Linked DNA regions of Homo sapiens: region 1 is linked to region 2. The links are chromatin loops, found by intact Hi-C in ENCODE. Cell type or tissue: PC-9. All regions are shown on one strand. Each heading gives the region's core, and the rest is flanking DNA. Links, peaks and the distances in the headings are about the cores only.

Region 1 (5,393 bases), core at 313-5,312, 160 kb before region 2:
AACCATACAATATTTATCTTTTTGTGACTGGCTTACTTTACTTAGCATAATGTCCTCAGGGTTCATCCATGCTGTAACATGTATCAGAGTTCTTTTCCTTTTTAAGACTGAATAATATTCCACTGTATATAAATATCACAATTTTATGGATATATACTTGTATACACCACATTCTTCTGTTGATATGCTCTTCGGTTTTTTTTCCACATTCTCATTTTTGTGAATAATGCTGAGATGAACATGGATGTAGAAATATCTTTTCAAGATCCTGCTTTCAATTCTTTTGGGTATATACTCAGAAGTATATTTAATTCTTGAGGAACCACTATACTGATTTCCACAGTGGCTGCACCATTTTACATTTTTACCAACAGTACACAAGGGGTCCAATTTCCCCACATCCTCACCAATGCTTGTTATTTTGTGGGGTTTTGTTTTATAGTAACAATACTAATGAGTGTGAGCTAAATTCTGTTACTTTTTTCTTTATATATTTTGAAAAAAAATTTTTGAGACTGACTTTCTCTCTTATTGCCCAGGCTGGAGTGCAATGGCATGATCTCGGCTCACTGCATCCCCTGCCTCCTGGGTTCAAGTGATTCTCCTGCCTCAGCCTCCCGAGTAGCTGGGATTACAGGCGTGCGCCAGCATGCCCAGCTAATTTTTGTATTTTTAGTAGAGACAGGGTTTCTCCATGTTGGTAGGCTGGTCTCGAACTCCTGACCTCAGGTGATCCACCCATGTCGGCCACCCAAAGTGCTGGGATTACAGGAGTGAGCCACCGTGCCTGGCCTTGAAATTCTTAATAAGAGCATACACATTTAAATTTTCATGAATGATTGACTCTTTCATAAACATAAAATATCCCTCTTTCTTTTTAATAATATTTGTTGCTTTAGAGTACACTTTGATAGCTGTCTGATAGTAATAATGCTATACTAGACTGCTTTTCATTGATATGTGCATGTATATATTTTTGTATTCTTTTACTTTCAAATTCCCTTTCCTTATGTTTAATGTACAGCAGATAATTAGGTTGAAATTTAAAAAAAAATAGAATCTGATAATCTTAAACTTTTATAGTTGAATTTATTTTTATTTTTATTGATATAGATGGGGTTTTGCTATGTTGCCCAGGCTAGTCTTGAACTCCTGGCCTCAAGTGATCCTTCCACCTCAGCCTCCCAAAGTGCTGGCATTACAGGTCTGAGCCAGCATACCCAGCCTCCATTAATATTTAATGCAATTATTGATATATTTTTATTTTAATCCACCATCTTCTCTGTTTCTCTCTGTCCATTTTATTTTAAATTTTGGTTTGTTTAATGTTATTATTTTCACAATTTCTACTTGATTCTTTTCCAAATCTGCTTTGTCTTTTTTTTTTTTTTTTTAAATAGCATCCTCTTCTTTCACTATGGGTTTTTTGCTTTAATTTTGTAATCATTTGAAACATATTTATTTATAATTTCTTGAAGCTTGCTATCTCAGTTTGGGGAAGTGGTTACTAATTCCCCATCACTCTGTCAATTCTTTTTTATGATAGATGAAGTTTTTCATTATATTATTGACTTTAATGCATTTACATTCATTTAAAATTCTTGTAGTCCTTACCTGCTATTATTTTAACACTAGAAAAGTTTATTATAAAAATTTCCTGAGAGCATTGTATTTTATGATTGCATATTCATAAAGTGCTCAGCTCAAGCAGAGTTCTATACAAGCTTCTCTGTTAAGGTATGAGAGTGTGACCAGGCTCTTTGTCTATCTTCCTTTGCAAAATATAATCTCATATTGATTATCACAGTCATTAAGTTTGTGCGGAATTATTTCATCTTCCTCTTCTGTGAAGCATATGGTAGGACTGTCATTCTCCTTTTTAAATTTAGGTGTGGCCACGTGGCTTGCTTTGGCCAATAAAATGTGAGTAGATGATATGCCTTTGCGGTGGAAGCTTTAAGAGCTAATGTGTGCTTCATCACATTCTTTCCATTCTCCCACAGAGACTGACAGCATTCCTGGTGGTGTTGCTTTTTTAAGCTTAGATCCCAGAAAGAGATTATGCAGAGTAGAGTTTCTAGTTGATTTATGGTTGAAATGGAGTCTGAGAAACAAATCTTTGTCATGTAAGATTGTTTTTTGGGGCTGCTCGTTATTGTAACATAATGTAGTCTTTTTTGATTGATACAAGGATCAGCGGCACAGCTTATTTCTTACTGTATTCCCACATGTTAGCACAAGGCCTGGTACAGAAAGTATTTGTGATTTGTTGAATCAAATTTTAGAATCAGAGTTCTTCAACGCCTGTGGTGACAATGCAAAGATGGGGGCTGATATTCTGTGCCATTTGGTCTTGAGTTCTCAATACATTCCATTCATTTTTCCAGCTGGAGGGACGAAGAATGACATTTGACTTAGTCGCAAATGGAAATCATTTTGTTTGGTACAAAGCCCATTGGAAAAAGGAAGACAAAGGGCATTTCTTTCAGTGGTAACCTGCTACTGCATTTCCTGTAAACACTAAATATTCTCCTCTGTTAGCCTATGAGAAATGGTGCTAGGTGGGAGAAGAGGCAAGGGTTTTCTTGTTTGTTTGTCTCTTAGCTCAAAAGAATCAGGGGAGAAATCTCTTCTAATTACAGAGTTATGTGCTTTGGAAGGACTTTTTTATTCATTAAGTCTGCCCACTGCCTATAAGTAATCTATCTTGGAAAAGATGTTTTATTCTTAGAAGTATGAAACCATTTTTGGTCTCTGAAGCAAGATGATTGGATCCACCAATAGAAAGTCATATTCTCTTGGTCAGATAAATATTTTATGCATTTTATTTTTCAAATAAGTAGAGCAGTCATGTTATTTACTATCTAAGCATAGAGACATTTGATCATGAAAGAGGGCACTGTTACCATTTATACTAGGACAACTAGCATAAAATGGTATTTTCCTGGGCAAACTATATGAACACCTTACAAATAAGGCCACTTATGAATGTAACTTTCATAACATGTAATCAAGTCATTAAGTCCCTTATTCTGAGAAGAGCCAGCTGACCAGGAGACCAAAAGGCCAAGAGAAAGAATGTCATCCTCAATTAAGCATTTCAGTGAGTAAATCATGATTCCATTAGTTGATTGTTACTAAACTTTCTTAAGACATGCCCTTAGTGAAACCTTTTACACCAGCGTACAAATGCATGGACTATTTGCCTGAACTAGAAGGTCCTTCCCCGTCAGCAACCCCTGACTATAAGACCCAGACTAAATGTTATTTCCTCTGAAATGGCTTCTTCACCATTCCTGGATGTGGCTCGTCTGTGATAACTAGGTTTCCCCAGCACAGTGTAAACACTTCTACAGTAGTACTTTTCACATTATATTATAATTCTTCATTTATGTCTGTCTTCCCTCATGCGCTGTTCAAGGGTAAAAACTGTGTCTTATTTATTTTTGTGTCTTTCTAAGAAAAGCTTTTTTTACTCAGTGTAATTGTTCAATACATTACTGAAAGAATGAATGCAGAGAACTACTTATTTAGAAAAAGAAGTTTATGCTAACAAGGCCTTCCCAGCTTGAGCTTGAGATAGAAGGAATAAAAAGAATGAACTGATTTACCAGCTGTTTCCTGATTCATAAGGAAAGAAATATGGAGTAATTCTGAGGTGGGAGGCAGGGGAGAAACAAAGCATAGTTCATTTTAATTACATTTGGCTGTGGTACCGTTTCAGGATAGAACTCACAAAGCTGTAACTGCTAGGAGCTGTGTATGTATTGCTTAAGGGAAAACAAGATGATGTACTAATCTTTAAGATATTTTAAAAAGACTCTTTTGTGGTACATTGTCTAGAAGTGAATGTAGGTTATATCCCCTCCAGTGGTAACTACAGAAATTAGAGATGCTGAGAAATCATGTGGTCAACCCTCCCAGCATCGTACGCACAACGTCACCTGAGCCATGTTTATGTAGCTCCTGTGACTTCCCAGGAGTGTGCAGAGCTCCTAGCAGAGCAAAGAAGGCTGCTTTGGAAATCTAAAGCAGACACTTGGCTCCTACTGCTAGATGGCCTTGGTGAGGCATTGGGAATTGACAGATGTTAAATTGGCAGCACAATTCTCCAACCTGGGAGTTAAGGCTAAAGCCTGAAGTATTGAGAAGCCATATATATTTATGTAGAGAGGAGGGACCTCTCTTGAGCCAAAAGGAAGTGGGTGGGTAGGGGTTCTGTTTACTTTATTAAGCTGTTTTGCAGGATTTGGGGAACCAATTTCATTGAAGCATGTGTCAGGACAGGGCAGTCATTCTCAGAGTCAAGTAGTACTGTCAATAAATAATCGCATGGGGCCTGAGACTGGTGGGATTACTTTAGGTTCTAATTCTGGACTGACACATGAATAGTTAGAAGCATGAAATACCCATGTTTCTCCCCAGGACTAGAGTTTTCATAGCTCTAGGATATAAGGAGGAGTTCTGGTGACTACAGGAGGCGGTGACAGAAAGAGATACATAGAAACAGCAACATACATTTCTCCCTACACTGAGTCTGTCTCAGCCTCTACCATTCTTTCACTCTATTCCTTCAAAAGTATGTTCTAAGCCCATAGTACTGTGCTTAGCAGTGCAACATTAATGGTAAAGAAAGCATTGGCTCTCAAGATCTCCTGGCCTAGTGGGGAAGGCAGCCACATAAACAGATCACCATCATTCACCATGATATGTAGGCTATTGGAAATGTGTATAGGAGGTTATGAAAATATAATGGAAGGAGTTGCTGATTCTGTGTGGTTATAATCAGGAAGAACTAGAGTTTAGGGAAGGCATCACATATGGCTCCCCATTATAAAACCCAACCCTCTTGGCGTGGTATTCTGGCCCTTCAATGTGTGTCCCTGCCAGTTGAAATCTCACCACCCACCATGCCTGACACCAACTCTGCTCCATCCAGAGTCTGCCTGAATCTCAGCTTTGTCCTCTTTGTTCCCTGGCTGGAATGTTGCATTTTTCTCTACTGACCTAATCTTATCTGTTAAAAGTCAGCTCAAGTCCTACCTCCTCCGTAAGTCCTCTTCTGAGTATTCTAGCCCATAGTGAATTGCCCATTCTTGACTCATTGTTTGGAATTCTACCTTGACACTAGATTTTATCTTGCATTGTGACATCTCTTATATTGCTATATAGTGCTTCTAGTATTGATTTAATACACACATGTTTCTCTTCTCCCAAACTAAACTTAAAGACATTCAATGGCAGAATGCATTATCTAATATTCCGTATATACCAGTGATCCCCAAACTTTTTGGCATCAGAGACTGGTTTCGTGGAAGACAATTTTTCCATGGACCAGTGAGGTGGGATGGGATGGCTTCGGGATGAAACTGTTCCACCTCAGATCATCAGGT
Region 2 (5,393 bases), core at 253-5,252:
TAATTCTGATGTAGCCATTTCAGCACCATTTCTCAGATTTGCATTTGATAACTGCATTAGATGAATATAGCCAATGGCCTCAATTAATGGTCACCCCATATCCTCCCCCTTTGCCCTATAACTGTAGTGCCATGCCACTGTGACTCTGAGCTTGCCCCAAGTGACTTGTTTTGGCCAACAGAATTTCAGCAAACTTGATGCAAGGAGAGACTTGGAAAAGTGCTTGCCTGCATGTCTCCATTTTCTCTCTTCAACCCCTGTCACTGCAATGAGACTATCCAAGGCTAGCCAGGTGAAAGGGTATGAGAGACACATAAAATAGGGCTGAGTCATCCCAGCCAAGGCCACACTAGACCAGCCATCCCCTAGCCTACTTACCAGCTGGCTGAAGATGCATAAGTAAACCCAGTTGAGATCAGTCAAGACCCATTTCAGACAGCAGTATCACCCAGTGAACTGTAGACTTGGGAGAAATAATAAATGGCTATTATTTTAAGCTACTAAAGATTGGGGTGGTTTGTTCCAAAACACAGCTTACTGATACAACAACCATGATGCAGACCAACTGGAGGGATGGAACGTCTAAACTAAAGGCTGGTGTCAGAGAGACTTGTAGAAATTTTCAATGTCTATTGCACAGGATGAAGAAAGACAATTTTCCAAGGTCACGTATATGAGAAGTGCCAGGCTACAGTTTAGTTTAGTTGGTTTGTGTCTTCCAAAGCAACAGCATGTAAGCAATGTTTCCCAAATTTATTTGACCACAGAGCCTTCTTTATCCCTCACTCCTAAACTAAGAATCAGACAAAATGAATATTCCATACAGCATACGTTGGGACATTATTTAAGATCAATTGGTCTTCATCCTGCTTCCATGTTGTTCCAAGGGGTAGAGCTGCATTTAAGGCATTATAGTTACAGGGAGAAGAATTGGGATTAAACATATTCAAGCAAGGATTTGTCAACTATGAGAGTTATCCAAAGATGAACTTGCTGGCCTTGTGAAACAGTGACTGCAAACCCCAAGACTAAAGGTATTCAAAGAGAGAGAAATCTGAAGTGACAAGTTAACTTCCTTGAAATCTTTATTCCCCAATAACATGACAAAGGCTTCCGATTACTTCTTTCAGTTCTAAGTGGTGTGACAGTTCATTTTATGTGTCATCTCGGCTAGGCTATGGTGCCCTCTTGTTTGGTTAAACACTAGTCTAGATGGGATGTGAAGGTATTTTGTAGATGTAATTAATATTTGTAATCTGTAGATTTTTTAGGTAAAGCAGATTACGCCCCATAATGTGGGTAGGTCTTATCTAATCAGTTGAGGGCCTTTTAACAACTGAGGCTTCCCACAGAAAAAAGAATTCTGCTTCAAGACTGCAACATAGAAATCCTGTTTGAGTTTCTCTCCTACCGCCCTGCCCTGCGGATTTTGGACATACCAGACCCCATAATTATGTGAGCAAATTCCTTAAAATAACTAGAATAATTCTCCCTTTTTCCCTCTCTCTGCCCCACCACACACACACACACACACACACACACACACACACACACACACACGTATATGTACATATGTGTGCACACACATATGTATAGATGTGTATGTATATATGTGTGCACACACATGTGTATAGATGTGTATGTATATATGTGTGCACACACATGTGTATAGATGTGTATGTATATATGTGTGCACACACATGTGTACAGATGTGTATGTATATATGTGTGCATACACATATGTATAGATGTGCATGTATATATGTGTGTATATATGTATATACATATATACATATATACATATATACATATATACATACATATATACATATATACATATATATACATATATACATATATACATATATATATACATATATATACATATATACATATATACATATATATATACATATATACATATATACATATATATACATATATCCTATTGGTTCTGTTTCTCTGGAAAACCCTGACTAATACAAGTAAATATCAAACATCGTTTATATTTTATCACAATCCTGGACTAAAATACCCAGAAGTTCTACCCTGCTTCCTAATACTTGCCTTGGAATCAGAGTGTTAGGTTTCCCAGGTTTCCTGTGTGGTTCCTCTAAGGACTCCTGTGGGTAGTCAGCGGAGAACCAGAACTCCTAGTTGCATTATTGTGGTAGCCAGGAGGTGACATTTCTCATATTCCCTTTTTAAGAGGGACAGATTTTATGAGTCACCTTGGGTGGCATAGCAATTTTGCAGCTGCGTAATGTTTGTAAGAAACTGACAGTCCCTCATGAACCACAGTGACCCAACTTGGCAGGGCCCCAGCACCTATTTATGGCCTGAGATACAGGGGAAGAGGTCACAGGAGGAGGTTCTCTCTTCTGGAATTGAGCCAGACAGACGATAACACTCTAGGTCAGAGTTAACACAGTCTGATTCACTGCAACACGTTCTCTGAATGACTTCCTAGGAGCCTAACTGAACTACTACAAATCCAGTGTTGATATCCAGTATGTAGCCACTTAGAAAAAGATAAAAAATAAAATAAAAAAGAGAAGGTCAATAATAAAAAAGAAGGCTTTAAGAGAAATAAACAAAAAATACCAAGTGTAGCCCAGTGATAGTGGGAATACAGACCTGGAACAACCCCCTTGCTCAGTTATGTGCCCTGTTCACATTACTCAGAAGACCTCACACTGCAGCTGCCGCCAACAGTAACTAGTGCCTCGAGGACAAATTCTTGTTTTTCCTTGCCTAGTTCAATACCTAGCACATAGCAGGAGCTTAAAAACTATTCACTGAGTCAATGAGCTACTAAGGACATAGAGCCCTTCACATCCACGTAGCTATTCAGCCAGGATTGTTTTTCATCCTGTCATTGAGCTTCACAAGCCCAGTATGATCCAGCACCTGAGAATATTTCTTTCTAAACTAGCCCTGATACATGTGTGCAGTTTCTGGGTTCTTAAAATCTTTAGAACTAAGGTCCTTATATTTGGATACTGTGTTTGTATTCATTTTCTAGGGCTGCCAAAACAAAGTAGCATACACTGAGTGGCTTAAACAACAGAAATTTATTTTCTCAGAGCCACGGCTAGAAGTCTGAGATTAAGATGTTGACAGGGTCGGTTTCATCTGAGGCTGCTGTCTTTGACTTGCGGATAGCCATCTTCTGTTTTTATCCTCACATGATTTTCCCTCTGTAACTGTCTGCATCCTAGTCTCATCTTCTTCAAAGGACACCAACCACATTGGATTAGGGCCCACTCTAATTATCTCATTTTATTTCATTATCTCTTTAAAGATCTGTCTCCAAATTTAGTCACATTCTGAAATACTAGGGCTTAGGAATTTGACATACACACTTCGGAGGGTCACAAACACATATACACACACATATAAGATACATGTAATAGGTAAATAAATCTTTTCACAGCTTTAAGGTCAGAAAGGGAAAGTCTTTACATCTGTTCTATCTTAATATCTTTCTCTGATTGCATACTTAGAACCCTCCATTAAGTGTGAAGGAAGAAAAACTATAGGATACAATCTCTGTATCTTTCCTCTAATTAACAATTAAACTAACTTTAAACTAATTAATTGATTTCTTTTTCATGTATCTCAAATTTTTATTTCCTCTTTGTATTAAGCTGTTCTTGCCTTGCTACAAAGAAATACCTGAGACTGGATAATTTATTTAAAAAGGGGTTTAATTGGCTCACAGTTCTGTAGGCGTACAGGAAGTACAGCAGCATGTGCTTCTGGAGAGACCTCAGGAAGCTTCCAATCATGGCAGAAGGCAAAGGGGGTACAGGCACATCACAGGCGGGAGCAAGAGAGAGTGGAGGTGGTAGGTGCCACACTCTTTTAAAGGATCAGATCTTGCCAGAATTCACTGTCATGAAGATGGCACCAGGCCATGAGGGATTCACCCCATGACCAAACACCTCCCACCAGGCCCCACCTCCAGCACTGGGGATTACAATTCAACATGAGATTTGGGCAGCAATAAATATCCAAACCATATCACTCTTTTAGAATTCTTGTAAGCTGAAAGAAACAGAAACACAGGAGTCTAGAAGTGGCCCACGGAGAAGTTGTTATGTCCTGAGCTCCTTGAGAACAGGCTGGGTCTTATGTCTGTATACTGTGAGCATATACTACATTACCTGGCATGGAATGGTTGTTCTAAAAATATATAGGTAAACGATGTGTGCAGGAAAACAAACCTCATGCTAGGTTCCTAGTTTTATGTTCCAGAAACACATTTGCCCCCTAAGCAATGTTAATATATGCTGACTTACGTTGGCCCATTGCATGCTTAACTTTTTAAAACACATTTATATATAATTACCTATTTCCTGGTGTTTCAACAGACTTGTTTGCAGCCATTTAAGTTAAAACAAAAGATAAATGTCTGCAGAGTATTATCTACACATAAACAAAACCCTAATAGCATCAATCTGTGAGACAACATTGTCCATTCAGAGATGAACTTCACCAAAACATACACTAACTGTCACTCATGGGGCTCCCTTGACTCCCCATTGCTAAGAGAGTGTATTCAAGAGTCACATACCTGTCAGGGTCAGCCTTGCATCTGACCTTGGCTTTGCCCTGGCCAAAGAGGCAGCAGTAAGAGGCAAGTGTGGGAACTTGGTTAATCTTCAGCACCTTTCTTGTTTAATACTATCAAGGTATTCCTTTAATGGGCCACTGATAAGGAGACTTTGTTGCTGAAAATCTTAAAAATTGAATGTCTAACATTCTATATCTGACCTGTGGCTGGTTATATAACTCTGATCCTTGAATGAATGATTCTGATCTGGTTAACCTCCTATCTTCTGTCTCTGGACCAGACTACGTATACTCTAGATCCTGTTATGACATGGTTGTCTATCTAGAAGGGGGATGTGGAAATAAATGATAATTACTACAACACAGTGACTAATCAGCAAGTTGTTTTCTATTTGTTCATTCAGAACAAAATTAAAACAAAGAAAACGTAAACTGGCTGGGCATGGTGGCTCATGCCTGTAATCCCAGCACTTTGGGAGGCTGAGGCAGTTGGATCACTTGAGGTCAGGAGTTCGAGACCAGCCTGGCCAACATGGTGAAACCCCATCTCTACTAAAAAAATACAAAAATTAGTTGGGTGTGGTGGTGCATGCCTGTAATCCCAGCTACTCAGGAGGCTGAGGCAAGAGAATTGCTTGAACCTAGGAGGTGGAGATTGCAGCAAGCTGGGATTGAGCCACTGCACTCCAGCCTGGGTGATAGAGTAAGACTCTGTCTCAAAAACAAACAAAAACTAAATTTATTATCCTCCCTGTTGAGACTGAGGAATCTTGATTAATAGATACATAGATGGGTCACAACTTAATTTCTTGAAA

What was found. Hi-C counts contacts between places; a loop is a spot of excess contacts. Peaks named below come from ENCODE experiments on the same cell type or tissue, not always from the same donor. Only the 100,000 strongest peaks of a DNase experiment are listed, where the experiment ranks them.
Region 1: it touches region 2 in a loop (3-fold over the local background); 2 of 110 quality-filtered maps call a loop at or near these places.

The regions. Positions count from the first base shown.
Region 1 is chr9:2,409,650-2,415,042 of GRCh38, forward strand. The region is part of intron 5 of LOC101930053 (a long non-coding RNA gene); the gene reads right to left. All of the region lies in intron 2 of LOC105375956 (a long non-coding RNA gene), which reads left to right. Among named protein-coding and RNA genes, the nearest start is that of VLDLR, 210 kb to the right of the region's middle. RefSeq lists a silencer at 1,800-2,094. In PC-9, for the core only: no CTCF peak of the experiment used is centred there; no DNase peak of the experiment used is centred there.
Region 2 is chr9:2,568,555-2,573,947 of GRCh38, forward strand. All of the region lies in intron 1 of VLDLR-AS1 (VLDLR antisense RNA 1), which reads right to left. Among named protein-coding and RNA genes, the nearest start is that of VLDLR, 51 kb to the right of the region's middle. In PC-9, for the core only: no CTCF peak of the experiment used is centred there; DNase peaks (open chromatin) are centred at 2,277 and 2,747; H3K27ac peaks cover 1,236 bases.